Linked DNA regions of Homo sapiens: region 1 is linked to region 2. A link is a loop called in an ENCODE intact Hi-C map of the cell type or tissue named here. Cell type or tissue: PC-9. All regions are shown on one strand. Links, peaks and the distances in the headings refer to the core of each region. The heading gives the core; the rest is flanking DNA. Region 1 has its middle 23 kb from the start of LINC01280. Region 2 has its middle 28 kb from the start of IGFBP-AS1.

The links. Peaks named below come from ENCODE experiments on the same cell type or tissue, not always from the same donor. Only the 100,000 strongest peaks of a DNase experiment are listed, where the experiment ranks them.
Region 1: a loop joins it to region 2, with 4 times the contacts of the local background. A loop is called at or near these places in 12 of 110 quality-filtered maps.

The regions. Positions count from the first base shown.
Region 1 is chr2:216,582,127-216,585,037 of GRCh38, reverse strand. No RefSeq gene overlaps it. Among named protein-coding and RNA genes, the nearest start is that of LINC01280, 23 kb to the left of the region's middle. In PC-9, for the core only: no CTCF peak of the experiment used is centred there; a DNase peak (open chromatin) is centred at 1,727; H3K27ac peaks cover 604 bases.
Region 2 is chr2:216,664,972-216,667,882 of GRCh38, reverse strand. No RefSeq gene overlaps it. Among named protein-coding and RNA genes, the nearest start is that of IGFBP-AS1, 28 kb to the left of the region's middle. In PC-9, for the core only: CTCF peaks have their summits at 876 and 1,075; DNase peaks (open chromatin) are centred at 1,092, 1,952 and 2,412; H3K27ac peaks cover 662 bases.

The DNA of each region.
Region 1 (2,911 bases), core at 219-2,718, 83 kb after region 2:
TGCCCCCTGCTGACTTCCCTCTTCATCCAGGAGCCTCTCACCTCTCCTTACTGACTCTGCTGCTCTTCCCTCCTCTTTCCAACATTCAGGCAGGATCTTCTGACTGCTCCACTGCCTGCTCCTTGCTGACCCTTCCTGGCTTCACCCCTGCTTCCTCTAGCCAATCTGCTGAGGACCTCCCTCCTCACCCAGCTCAGCCCTGACTGCTGCCCGAGTCCACTCCCATCTGTGGAGCCTCCACTCAGGAGCCCATGAATCAGCTTCCACCCAAGCTCCACTCTACAGCTCCATGCAGCTCAAACTACCTGCTCATGAACAACAACCAGAAGATGTTCCTCCCGTCTCAGATCAAGCCATCAATGCCCTTTCTCCTCTCTCTGGTCTCACTTCTTGAGATATGTCTGCCACGGGTATGTCTGTGGCATTCCTCTGCCCATGTTCTCTCTGTACCTCTTATCATTTTGAAGTCACAGGTTGTATCAGTCAGCATCCAATTAGGAAAGCAGAAAGCTCTCTAGACACTTACACAGGGGAACTGTAACACAGGGAACTCTTTACGTGGAGAGGGAGAGCTGAGAGGGCGGAGGACGGTGAGGAGCATGAAGGTGGTAGGTCATGCGCACCAGGGCAGCACCCTAGAGAAGGTTCAGCAACCAGACAGAGGGAACCCTGTTCATGGAGCTGCCACGCTGACTCTGACTTGTGTAAGCCCCGGCTGTTAAGTGGAAGAACAATGACCTTCTACTACATCTAAGCCACTGTTACTTGCAGTCTCTGTTAGGGCAGCCAAGCTCATACATAATGAATGCGTCTTTTTTTTTTTTGAGACAGAATCTCACTGTTGGCCAGGCTGGAGTGCAGTGGCACAATCTCAGCTCACTGCAAACTTCACCCCCCGGATTCAAGCAATTCTCCTGCCTCAGTCCCCCAGCTAGCTGGGATTACAAGCACATGCCGGGCTAATTTTTTGTGTTTTTAATAGATGTGGGATTTCACCATGTTGGCCTAGCTGGTCTCAAACTCTTGAGCTAAAGTGATCTGCCAGCCTCAGCCTCCCAAAAGTGCTGGGATTACAGACGTGAGCCACCACGCCCAGCTGCATCATTTTTTATATTGCTTGTTTTGGGGCAATTTGCAAAGACAAATTGCCTTTCCTTCCCATTCAGCTTGGCGACAGAGCCATGGCCATGGCCTTGCCATGTGAAATAGACTTGAGGCATTCATTATATTCAAATGAGTACTGGAGCTACAGTGACCAGCTGTGTCTGTTTGTCAAGGAAAAAGGGGTTTCCTGGGACATAGAATTTTCAGTGCTTACACAGGGAAAGTCCCCGGCAAACTACAGTGGGTTGGTGATCCTACCTGCTCCTTGTGCTTGTAGCAAGCATGTTTCTCAAACAGAAAAGCACCTGTCGGCATCCCTGGCCCTGGCCCTGTCCCCTCCCTCCCCGACACACAAACACACACACACACACATATACACCAGGGTCCAAACCACTGTGCAGGCGGCCACCTTCATCGAGCCTGGTTACCTCCCAGTGTCTCTGTGCTTGAGACACAGTGAGTTTTTCCCTGCCCACTGCTTCATTTCTGAAGAGAGTAAACATCGACTCAGCTGCGGCCTGCCCAGAGTCACCATCCCAGTGCTCTTCCAGCAGCTTTGGCCCTTTGCACCTGAGTCATTCTCCAAGATAAATTACGTTTCTCTGGATCTGAAGCTCACGTCACATTCCTTGCTTCTAGGAACTTGCTTGACCACAAATATGATTCTCTGGTCCCACGGTCTCTGCTGAGCTTCTGTGCTCCTCCTCTCTGCAGGAAAAACTCTGGGTGAGGGCGTCCTTCTTAGCAGAGTATGTCTCTCATCCTGCTTTCAAAGGTGTGCAGCTATTAATACATGGACTGGAAGGAACCGTGGACTGAGCTCTGTCCCCTGTGTTCGGAAACCTGCCTCTGCCTCTGTTCTCTCCATAACATTGGGTGGGTTGTTTCATCCTGCAGAGCCTCAGTTTTGGGGGGCTGAAAAATGGCCCCCCCAAAGGATATCCAAATCCAAATTTCTGGAGCATGCAAATGTTACCTTATTTGGAAAAAAGGTCTCTACGGATATAACTAAGTTAAGGATCTTGAGATAAAAAGATTATCCTGGTGAACCCCAAATGCCATCACAAATGTCCTTGTAAGAGGGAGGTAGAATGAGATTACACAGACAGAAGAGGGAGTCAAAGTGGCCCTTGAGACAGAGATTGGAGTGATGTGGCCACAAGTCAAAGAATGCCAGCAGTCACCAGAGTATGGAAGAAGCAGGACTGATTTTCCCTCAGGGCCTCCCAAGGGAACATGGTCCTGCTGTTATGTGCTGAATTGTGTCACCACCCCGAAAGTAATATGTTGAAGTCCCAACCCCCAGTGCCTCAGAATGTAGGTATATTTGGAGATAAGGTCTTTAAAGAGGTGTGTGAGTTAAAATGAGGCTGCTAGGGTGGGGTCCTGATACAATAGGACTGATGTCCTTATAAAAAGAGGAAGAGACTGGAGGCTGAGGCAGGAGAATCGCTTGAACCCAGGAGGCTGAGGTTGCAGTGAGCCGAGATAGCACCACTGCACTCCAGCCTGGGTGACAGAGCAAGATTCCATCTCAAGAAAAAAAAAAAAAAAAAAAAAAGAAAGAAAGAAAAGGAAGAGACAGCAGGGATGTGTATACACAGAGGAAAGACCATGTGAGGACAAAGAAGTGAGCAAGAGCCCCCTGCAAGTCCAGGAGACAAGCCTCAGGAGAAAAGTCCTGCCAACACCTTGATCTTGGACTTCCAGCCTCAGGAACTGTGAGAAAGTAAATTTCTGTCTTTTAAGCTGCCCAGTCTGTGTTTCTTTGTTATAGCAACCTTAACAAACAGATACACCTGCCAAC
Region 2 (2,911 bases), core at 138-2,637:
CATCCATGGAGGGCCATCTTTGGGTGTCGGGGCTGTTTCCTTCCACAAGAATCTCAGCCCTTCAGGACAAAGGCTGTAATCTTCTTCATCTTCATCATCTTCATAGCCTGACATCCTAATACCGAGCCTGGGATATAGTGAGAGCTATTTTTTTTTTCTTTTTTTTATGACGGAGTCTCACTCTGTTGCCCAGGCTCGTGCAATCTCAGCTCACTGCAACCTCCACCTCCCAGGTTCAAGTGATTCTCCTGCCTCAGCCTCCCAAGTAGCTGGGATTACAGGCACCCGCCACCGAGTCCGGCTAATTTTTGTATTTTTTAGTAGAGACGGGGTTTCACCACGTTGGCCAGGCTGGTCTTGAACTCCTGACCTCGGTTGATCCACCCGCCTTGGCCTCCCAAAGTGCCAGGATTACAGGCGTAAGCCACCATGCAAGGCCGAGAGCTACATTTAGGCAGCACTTACCGTGTGACAGAAATGATTTTATATTCTCAAAGCAAGTCTTTTAAGATAGAAACTATCCCAATATTTAAAGAGGAAGTAAATGAGATTCACAGAGGTTAGAAATATGTCCAAAGGCACATAACTCAAGAGTCTGATTCTGTTCAAAGACTACCTCACCTCCATGGTTACGCTTTTAACCACCACATCTTATTATGTAGTTAGTATTCAAGACACATCAAACAGATTCAGGGATGACAGTGGTGACTGTCCAAATGTAGAGAGCATAAGAAGAGGGATAGCCCCGTGGGCATGACCCATGCAGTCATACAAGGCTGACACTTAGTTTAATGTTCTGCTATTTCTGTCTTGACATTCTTAATAATTTCTGAATAAGGGACTCCATATTTTTATTTTGCCCTGGATCCTATAAATGAAGTCAACCAGTCCTCCATAAGAACCACACAGGAAGCAAGTTTCAATGCAGACTCCCAGGCCCCTCCCCGAGCTTCTAACTCAGGGGATCTGGGATAGGGCCAGTGGTAACAACGTCTCCAGCTGACTCCTTCTGGACCACTCCTCTTCAATGCAACAGACTCTCCAAGGGCCCGATGTAGGCTCAGCTGCAGTTCTGCATGCTGCCACACAGTGGCAGTATAGCCCCGGTGTTTGCTTAACGTTCAAAGAGGCACAGTTAGTTCCAGGTGAGAGATGTGCTTGACATCTTCAAGATCCCTGCCCAGCCAGCCATCTTCCCACGTGGATGCAATGATGCTTCCTCTCGGCAAAGGTTTCTAGGTTGCACTGCACATCAGTGAGTGTGGTTCCTGCAGCTAGAGCCACAGCGGAGGTGCTGCTCACCCACTCACCCATAAAAGCTACCTCTTCAGAGGGTTGGGTACAAGAGCACTAAGGGTAATGGAGGGGAAATGGGCAAGGAGATTGTGGCATCCTCAGAAGCCCTCTGGAAAAGTTCAAAGAATGGACAAGGTGGCAGCCCTGGGGCGTGAGGTCTGGCAAACACCTGACCCAACAATGGCCCCATAGTAACCCCTCCCGTTTTATACAGTCCTAGTTTTCAAAGCACCTTCACATCTAGTCTCACACTAATACCACCCTGCTATTTGAGGCTGATAACATCCCCAATAGACAGATGAGGAAAACAGGCTCAGAGAAGGTGGACAGCATAGCCCCAGGCAATGGAAAACGAAGTGGTGGGAAAGGATCCAAGCCCAGGTGTCCTGACTCCGGCCTTTTTCTTGCCTTATCCCTCCCTGGTTCACAATCACCATGGAACCTAAGAAAGGAAAAAGACCCTGCCTGGGCTCCATGGCAAACCAGTTACATCAGAATGTCTGAAGCTGAGGTACTGGCATCAGTTTTTGTTTTAAGTGCCGCCGTCGAGTCAAATGTTCACCGAGGTTGAGAAACACCAGGCTTCCCAGGAGGGCAGGCACGGGCTGCTCCACCCAGGGATAGCAGCTCCACCTGGGGACAGCAGCCCCGGGGCTGACTGCTCTTTGCAGCAACTCAGAGGGCAGGGGGAAGGGCCAGCTGCAGCACGCATGCGCCGAATGAAAGACAATCAGACCCCATGCAGGGACTGCTGAGCTTCAAGCTCCAGGTCCATCCAGTGCCCAGAGCCCTCTAGGCCCTCTCCAAGCGTCTCACCTGCTTCCATCCACGGGGCCAGTATAACTCAGGGGTGGGTGGCTGCCACACGCTGGAGTTAGGGGTCCCCAGACCCAGGGCAGGAGAGTTTGGGCACTTCTAGTTACACTTTTCCTCATCTGTAAAGTGTAACTAACAATAGTGCCTGTTTCACGGATGCACAAGGATCCGCTGAATGAATACTTTTGGGGCTGTGGCCAAGTGCTGGCCTTGGCCCGGTGCAGCCTAGAACACACCCTCCTGGCATGGCTCCATCTATTCTTGGGGATCTGGTTTTCCTGCACTCCAAGAAAGCTCATCTTGTGCCATTTCCAAAAGCTGTCTTGCATTCCAGCTACACTTATGTCACACCTGGTAAAGGGCCCGCCATCCCTCCGCCTCCCTACACTCACCAGATGGAAGGTCTGGAAGGTAGTGGATTGGGCCAGGCCCCTAGGGAGCCCCTCCTCTGTGGGAAGGGATCAGACTCCAGCCACAGGAGAGGGGAGTGACAGGAGAGGCCAGGCCCTGGGCCACGTACCGAGGAAGGTTAGGGGGGCAGGGACTGTGGGCCTCAAATGGTGAGCTTTCTCCCCCCATGGCCCATTGCAAAGGCAGGGGTCGGGGTGCATAAGCCCCCTGGAATTCACTGGAGTTGAGAGGCCAGCAGAACAGAATGGCAGATGTAGGTGAGCTCTGATGTGGAACTCTGCTAAGAAAGGCCACATTCTGTGCCTCCTTCCACAGTCCCTCAGCCTGCACACCTTGACACACTCATAGCCCTTTGTTTCAATTGATATTTGCTGGTCTGGACACCAAA